3 separate regions of the Homo sapiens genome follow, and regions 2 and 3 are each linked to region 1. Evidence: chromatin contacts called from ENCODE Hi-C or POLR2A ChIA-PET data. All regions are on one chromosome and are shown on one strand. Each heading gives the region's core, a stretch centred on a gene start or an enhancer-like site at or near the end of the contact. The rest is flanking DNA. Distances are from core to core; before and after follow the strand shown.

The links. A loop is a pair of places that touch in the nucleus more often than their neighbours do. ChIA-PET counts read pairs that join two places held with the same protein, here RNA polymerase II (POLR2A). Pooled maps may share reads with other maps.
Region 2: a map of naive thymus-derived CD4-positive, alpha-beta T cell shows a loop between it and region 1 (8-fold over the local background). The contact joins two enhancer-like sites. A Hi-C loop is called at or near these places in 1 of 168 maps with a recorded cell type or tissue (naive thymus-derived CD4-positive, alpha-beta T cell) and 5 of 50 pooled maps. POLR2A ChIA-PET finds 5 or more read pairs at or near these places in 1 of 52 experiments (naive thymus-derived CD4-positive, alpha-beta T cell).
Region 3: a loop to region 1 is called in a map with no recorded cell type, with 4 times the contacts of the local background. The contact joins two enhancer-like sites. A Hi-C loop is called at or near these places in 1 of 37 single-sample maps with no recorded cell type and 6 of 50 pooled maps. POLR2A ChIA-PET finds 5 or more read pairs at or near these places in 1 of 52 experiments (GM12878).

What each region holds. Positions count from the first base shown.
Region 1 is chr6:13,792,919-13,795,618 of GRCh38, forward strand. MCUR1 (mitochondrial calcium uniporter regulator 1) reads right to left here. Exons shown (of 9, transcript NM_001031713.4): 7 at 976-1,029. Among named protein-coding and RNA genes, the nearest start is that of MCUR1, 20 kb to the right of the region's middle. Within about 2 kb of position 1,398, at least 4 of the 41 ENCODE cell types and tissues checked have a DNase peak (open chromatin) inside an H3K27ac peak, as active enhancers do; they include GM12878, where a contact is called at or near this core.
Region 2 is chr6:13,453,428-13,456,127 of GRCh38, forward strand. All of the region lies in intron 1 of GFOD1 (Gfo/Idh/MocA-like oxidoreductase domain containing 1), which reads right to left. Among named protein-coding and RNA genes, the nearest start is that of GFOD1-AS1, 31 kb to the right of the region's middle. Within about 2 kb of position 1,269, at least 23 of the 41 ENCODE cell types and tissues checked have a DNase peak (open chromatin) inside an H3K27ac peak, as active enhancers do.
Region 3 is chr6:13,426,619-13,429,318 of GRCh38, forward strand. The region is part of intron 1 of GFOD1 (Gfo/Idh/MocA-like oxidoreductase domain containing 1); the gene reads right to left. Among named protein-coding and RNA genes, the nearest start is that of GFOD1-AS1, 58 kb to the right of the region's middle. RefSeq lists enhancers at 1,211-1,640, 2,651-2,700. Within about 2 kb of position 1,418, at least 16 of the 41 ENCODE cell types and tissues checked have a DNase peak (open chromatin) inside an H3K27ac peak, as active enhancers do; they include GM12878, where a contact is called at or near this core.

The DNA of each region.
Region 1 (2,700 bases), core at 148-2,647:
GACTTCTCCATTCCTCACTATTCTTCAATTACTGAGATTTAAACTTTCTTAATAAAACTTCCGTTAAGAAAAACAAACTCTCAAGTAGGGCATGGTGGTGTGAGCCTGTGGTCCCAGCTACTCTACAGGCTGAGGTGAAGGAGGGTGCAGTGAGCTGAGATTGAGCCACTGCACTCCAGCCTGGGTGACAGAGCGAGACCCCACCTCAAAAAAAAAAAAAAAAAAAAAGAAAGAAGAAAAGGAAACTTTCATTAAGAAAGTTTAAATCTTTCATAGGATAACTATCTTCCATTACGATAACCAAACACTTTGTGAAGTGCAAAAAATCCTGTGACACTCCACTTCTGCATATATACCCAAAAGAACTGAAAGCAGGGATCCCAACAGACATCTGTGCACCCATGCCCACAGCAGCACTATTCACAAAGGCCAACGGGTGGAAGCAACACAAGTGCCCTTGACAGACGAATAAAGAAAATGTGGCATATACATATAATGGAATACTAATCAGCCTTAAAAAGGAAGAAAGTCCTGTCATTTCAACAACATGGATGAACCTTCAGGACACTGTGTTAAGTGAAATAAGCCAGCCACAAAAAGACAAATGCTATGATTCTATTTATATGAGGTATGTAGAATAGTCAAATCCATAGACAGTAGAATGGAGGTCACCAGAGGCTGGAAAAGGGAATGTATAAAGGGTGCAGAGTTTCAATTTTGCAAAATAAAGAGTTCTGTGATAGCCAGTGGCGATGGTTGCCCCAAAATGTGAATGTACTTTAAATGTACTGAACTGTACACTTAAAAAATGGTTAAGATCCTAATTTTTATGTTGTGTGTATTTTAGCACAATGTAAAAAATTCCCATGACAGTAAACCTGCATGTAACTTCCTATTATCATTACAAACAACCATGCATGGAACGAAGCAAAGATGAGTACAAAGACAAAGAAAAATCACAGTCTTGTTTCTTACCAATGCCACTATTTCTGTTCTCAATTCCAGCAGCTTCTTTTCGTTCAATGAATACTGAAATAAACACGTAACATGGGTCAGATTCTGATCTACTCCTCTCTCTTCTCCTTCTCTGGTGCCTTAAATATTCTGGTCTCAGTACCTCCTAGAATACGTAACACCAGAAAGTCACCTCTGGGATTAAGTAGCCTACCTGCTTCTTTATATGTGTTACTTGAGGTTTCTTTTTTTTTTTTTTCCATAGAGATGGGGCTTTGCCATGTTGCCCAGGCTGGTCTCAAACTTCTGAGCTCGAGCAATCTGCCCACCTCGGCCTCCCAAGGTGCTGGGATTACAAGCATGACCTGCCGTGCTGGCTAAAGTTTCTTATTTATACTTACTCATTCCTCTAATATCTGGATTTCCTTAGTCATCTGTCACTTCTCCCTGCATATTTCCTGTGATGTCTTTAGGTCCCTCCCACTATTGTAGTAGCACTCCCTGGGGACCAATTTCGAAGGATGCTGAGTCATATGGTTTTTGGTTTTGAGAGGGTTGAAAATGGAGACTCAACTCAATTTAGGAGCTATCCCATCATAACTAGTAGCAAAACACGTCACTACTTGAGTCTCAACAAAAGACAGAAAAGGTATGAAGTTGGGGAACAAATAGCTGCCAAGGATTATTATTCTATGACAAAGACATTGTGTTGTGATTATAAAATACAATGTAAATACATAAATACACTAACTCATCACATGTTGGGTTTTTTTTTTTTTGGCTTGGTTTTTTGTTTTGAGATGGAGTCTCACTCTATTCCCAGGCTGGAGTGCAGTGGCTTGATCTGGGGTCCCTGCAACCTCTGCCTCCCAGGTTCAAGCAATTCTCCTGCCTTAGCCTCCTGCACATGTTGGTTTTAATAACAATAAAAAAACCCACTTGGGCGTAGCCATAATCCAGCGTTACTAAAGGAACTAATTCTACCCAGAGTTAAAGTATCTCGCCTTTTGGCTATTAATGTCAGTGAAAAGATTTAGTGCAGTTTTGTAGACAGTAAGATTGAAATCAGACTTATCTCCTTAGTAGTGGGCAACAAGATTTAATTGAGCATATGACAATCAGTAATTTGAATGACGACTTTTAAGAACTACATTAACCTTGTTATAGAAAGAAAAAGTTAATCCTTTGAAGTATATAGAAACTTCCTAGCTATAAAATATTCTCCTGGGACTACTGGGAGCTTAGAAGTAGAAAAAAAAAAAAGAAAAAAAAGAGAAAGAGAAACAAAAACAAAAACAAAAAACCCCAAAACCCTAAGCCAAGGAGTAGGTTGTAAAACCAAGAACAATGCTCTTTAAACCTCAGGGTTTCAGACCAGGAGAGCCCGATGCATCAGATCACCACTAGAGGGCGGCGTGGAACAAGATTTTGTGCACCACTAAACCTCAGTCTTCATTAACTCAACATTGACTCACCCACAAAAGAAGAGCCTAAATATTGACGCTGTCATGGTTTTAAAAATAACATCTATGTAGCTCTATATCCCCATGCCCCAGAAGTTTATATGCCATACTGCTTTTGGAACTGGCTGTAAATATCATAGTTAATTTGCAATTTAATATTTAACATTATAACTTTACCGAAAGAACGAGAGCCAGAAAACTCATCTTCACCAATGCATGTTACAAACACACTCGCTGTATAATTTACTACTGCCTTGTGCTTCAGAGTAATCCAAGTTTATGA
Region 2 (2,700 bases), core at 19-2,518, 340 kb before region 1:
CGGTTTCAAAGATAATTTCTTTTCAGTATTCAAAACACAATGCATAGTTGCAGATTTCCTAGAGTGAGCAATTATTGAGTCATTTGAAGATACATAAATCTAAAAATTCAGGTGGCAATGTCCTTATTCCTTTCAATTCACCCTTTTTAAAGCATCCTCAATAAAACTATATTCCCATAACTTTAAACAAGCAAGTCAAATAGAGGTAGTAGCAGAAGTGACAGAAGCAACTTAGATTTAGTGAAAGCTACAATATGCGAAGTATTCTTTAAAGAACTTTATGTGTATTAAATTATAACCTGTCAACCATATTTTAAAATTTGTTCATTTTACTGATATGGAAACAAGACAGGCAAGTTGCCTAAAGACACACAGCTAGTAAGTGGCAGCTGTCAATCCCAGGCCATCAGCCTCCATAACCTATGATCACATGACCTCTCACATAAGGGGAACACAAAACCCCCTTTTGCTTTCATTATGGGTTGAATTGTGTCTCCCCAAAAGATGTCACAGTCCTCACTTCCAGTACCTGTGAATGTGACCTTATTTGGAAACAGAGTTGTGGCAGATGTAATTAGTCAGGATGAAGTCATGAGGGTTGGCCCTAATCCAATATGACTGGTGCCACCTATATAAAGGAAAAATTCAGACACAGGCATGCACACAGGCAGAACCCCACTGAACATGAAAGCAGAGACGAGGTGATGCATCCTCAGGCCAAGGAGCATCAGAGACTGCCGGCAGGCCAGCAGAAGCCAGGACAGGGCTGGAACAGACTCCCTCACAGCCCTCAGAAGGAACCAGCCCTGCCCACACCTTGATACCTCCAGCTTCCAGCCTCCAGAACTGAAAAAAATTAATTTCTGTTGTTTAAGCCACCCAGCTGATGGTACTTTGTTACGGCAACTCCCGGAAACTAATATAAGCCCATCAAACTGCTAAAAGACATTAGCTAGAATCAGCAATGCCAATACATAATCCTGCAGAAGGCATGTGCATAACATAATAATTGCACCTTTGTTGGACTGAAGAGCTAAAGATACAGGACATTAATGCGGCTTCCAACTCACTGGCATGCCCCCAAGTCCTACTTCCTGGCCTTTCAGTAGCTATGTCTTAAAAAAAGAAAAAAGGAAACTAGAAACCCAAAAAACCAAGTGAAGACACATTTCCATGCTACCCGCCAGCTCCTCAGAATGAGCAATGCCACCACTCCCGTCCAGGAGCACACATGTTCCCACACTCACACATCAGCCACAAAGCAGACACTTCCCACTCTCTGCCCCGCAACCCACTGATGATATTCTCCACCCTCCCACAGACAGTGCATGAGTCACAGACAGCAGGTGGCAGCTGGGGACCACTGTCAATGCTTCCCAGTCCTTCTGTGGGCTGCAAGAGGGGGAGAGAGGTGGCCCCACAAATGGACACCAGAGCAAGAGTTTCGTAGAGGGAGGGGAGGAATCTTCAGACCCCAGGATATTAGCATCACCTCCTGGCTGTCACTCACAGCAAATTTCTGGTTGTCTTGATATCAAAAACCTGAAAGACACTGTAAAGGCATTTGGATGAGATTTTCCACCATCTGATGCAGTTGCTTCCGCTAGAGTTTAGGGTTTCGTCATCTGAGGTCTGCTGATCTAAATCTCTCTGCACGTGTGCCTGACACACCAGGGCTCTACACACAAACACACACACCCACACACGCACACACACTGGCTCTTGTCCCTGTAAGAACATAGCCTCCTGAAACAGCCCCAAAGCCTGGCAGTGAGCAATACACCCAGAGAGGTGCGGGGTGGGTCAGGTTTCTGACCCAACCCGAACTGAGTTTTGTGCTTGGGGTTAGCTCTTTTAGAAGTCCCTATCACTAAATCACCTTGGTAATTCCAGATGCCCATCAGGGATTTTGTTTCCTGAGAGTGAAGCCAACTCTGGACTCACAGAAACTGTGGGGAATGGTCCCCAGCCGGGTGGCTACCACGAATGGGAAAGCCACCTTGTCATTGGTTTGAATTGAATTATAAAAACACCTGGGATGCGAACACAGGTTATTCTAAAGAGAAAATCCTATGATATTCACCAAGGGTTGACAGTTTGACAGAGGGATGCCTAAAACTGCAGGCAAAGGAGTAAACATTAAGCCAAAACGGTAGCCCACCAGACGCCCTGCTACTGCCTGTCAGCAGCACCCCACATGGGCCAACTTTCTGTGTGAAACAAGGAAGCCCATTCAGAAGAGAAATAAATGTTTCAGCCAAATTAAGCACAGACACCCACACAAAGAGCTCTATTAGATCATGACAGGCACAGAAGGTCACCTTGCCCCATGACTTGCCTGCACTTAGGCACTGGAACACCCACCTACTGGAACTCTGCTAACAGGGAGGGGGACTCATTACCCGGAGCATCCTCAACTCCCAGTCGGTCACAGTTTAACACTGGCCTCGTCAGCCCTCTTGGTACAGCATTGTCCAATAGACAGGATGGGAGTTTACTAGAGGCATACCTCTGTCTTGACTGCTGTTTATTCAGACAAGATTGCGGGGCATGATTTTGCTACAGCAGGCCTGACAGGCTGGGGGCTCTCTCCTCATTTGGCTAAGTTCCATCATCCCAAGAAGGACATGGGTCTCAGAGGTGGGTTTTAAAGTGCAACAGCCCTACCTTGAAGCAAGATCTCAGAGGGTTGAAGGGAAA
Region 3 (2,700 bases), core at 168-2,667, 370 kb before region 1:
CGAGGTAGGTGAGGTCCAGGGAGCACCTGGGACAAGCAGAAGGAACAAGCCCCCTGAGGATGCGGAAGCAGAGTGACCAGGCCCATCGCAAGGCAACCCCTGAGCGAGGGATAATGCAGGACCTTATGAGCAGAAGCGGGGCTAACAACCAGCAAGGCCAGAGGACAGGCAGCCCTTTGCCAAAGGTGTCGACTTCTGCCCAGCTTTCTCTTGTTCTGGCAACGGCTGTCAGTGTCTGTTGGTGGAAGAACATGCCCCTGGTGCCAGAAGGCTGGGGTTTGAGTCTCATCTCTTTCTCATATCTGTGTCTTGGGGGAGGTTACTTAACTTCTCTGGGCCTCAGTTTTCTCCTCTGCACAGCAGAAATATAATCATATCTCTCTCACAGTTATTGTGATGAGCGTGGCAAAGCATTTTTTGTAAACTACAAGGAAGCGGGCAGTGGCTCCGAAGTTGTGTGTGATTGGACCTCACAGGACAAAACTGAGGTAACAGAGGATCACAATGCACCTTTTTCAGTTTGATATAATCATCTTGAAATTACATTTATCAGGATCATACAGAGTCTTCCCAAAACTGAAGGCCATGCATAACTTGTCCACCTCAAGCCCTTTGAACAGAGAACATGCATGTAGAGACTTCCAGAAAAATCCAATAACTGTTATCCAAATGGTCAAAAATCCAGCTGGGCTCAAGTGAGGTAACAGACATAGAAAACTGTGAAGAGTTAAAAACATGATGATAAAAAAGGACTTTGTTGGCCAGGCGCAGTGCCTCATGCCTGTAATCCCAGCACTTTGAGAGGCTAAGGCAGGCGAATCCCTTGAGCCCAGGAGTTTGAAACCACCCTGGGCAATATGGTGAAATCTCATCGCTACAAAAATTAGCCCGGCATGGTGGTGTGCACCTCTAGTCCCGCCTACTCAGCAGACTGAGGCAGGAGGATCGCGTGAGCCCAGGAGTTCAACGCTACAGTGAGCTGTGATTGTACCACTGCATTCCAGCCTGGGTGACAGAGTAAGAGCCTGTCTCAAAAAAAAAGGCTTTGTAATAAACTTTTCTGATGTTTTTCAGAATTCAATTTGTATAAATTTGAGACATCTACATTTCACAAATGTGATTATCCCATGCGATAATAAAGGAAGGTTTATCCCACTATTTCCTAAGCCTGGAGCTTCCTTAGACTTGTACGTAATTCCTGGTGCCCCTGACAGGCACCTTTCCAGCCTCTACGGAATCTTTAGCAGCCCCACGACACCAGGCTGAGCCTCGTGACATTGTGGCCACCAAGCGTGGGAAGGAACTACTAAACTTCAAAGTTGACTCAACCAAAAGAGAAAAATCGCAAGTCCCCGATGGAAAGGTGTTGATGGCTCTCTTTTCAAACACCTCCACGCCTGGCTGGGCACAAAGGCCTGACAGTGCCCCGAGCTACATCAACACAAGCTGGGTTCAAAGACTCACAGGTCTAAGCATCCTGGGCACCACAGAGATAGGAAAGTCCATGTGGAAACAGATCGTCTTTTCTATCAACCATGTGTGAATTTTGAACTCCTTTTCTTCTCAGTGTTAGAAAAGGAAAACCAACCCACTTTGCGGTCTCTCTGCGGTGTCTTTAGAAGGCCAGTTCCTTTACGTGCCTCTCAAGCCCATGCTGAATTTCTCTGTTCTCGTCCTAGTGCCTCTTTTGACAAGCCACGAGCCTCACTCAGCCCAGAGTGACACTTATCACTGGGCCGTGTGAAAACTGGGGGGCTGGGGAGGAAGTGAGAAGGATGCGAAAGCCGAGGCGGGAGGAGGGGGTGCCGCCTGAGGCCCTTGCGGCCAGCAGTGGAAACGCAAACTTGACATTTCCATTTTCCATCACCTTCTGATCTCAGGCCCCCAGTGCGATGCGATGCGCTGGCTTTTCATTTCCACTCCCTTTCACACCCAGCACATTAAAGGCCGCTGCAAGAACAACAATGGAAAAAGGCTCAGGGCTTTAAATCACGAAGCCTGGGGAAATTCAACAGTTGCTATCTCCAGCTTCTCTACCCAAAGCACCAAAAAAGCCTTCCCTGAGGGAGTCCAGGCCCCCTCCCAGGGCGGGCGGCAGGAGTACTGCTTTTGATCATCTGTACTTCTGCGGCCACTCTCAAACTTCCCTCCCCAAACACCACAGCCCGGCTGTGAGCTGAAAGAGCTCCCTTTGGCCCTCCATCAGAAGCGGACTTTCTGACCATTCACTAATTCTAGCAAGAAGGTCCACTAAGTATTGTAAAATGTATAGCTTCCCGCCTGCTTTTTCTCTGACCTAGTTAAAAGCACTGTGTTGGACATACATCTTCTCGACCATATGAAAAGTGGGAATAAATGTCTTAATTGGTACCAAGTCCCTGAGCACGTGAGCCAGCTTGCTAGATGCTCAGACAGGACTCTACAAACATGAGCCCAGGTCATATATTTACTAAGATGTGCTCCCAGGTGGCTCTCAAATGGCACAAAGAGGAAAGACCCCAGCAGAAATCAAGATGGGTGGGAAGCTGTTCTTTTCATGAGAGTGAAAAGACTGGAGCTATCTCATTTTGGGCTGAGAAGCCCTGGCTGGCCATAGCACAGCTGCCAGTAAAGGGAAACAGCGCCACAGGCTGCCTGGAGGAGCTGGTCTCCTATGCGGCAGACACTGGCTGTCAAAGGGTTGTGTGGCCCCAACGTGAA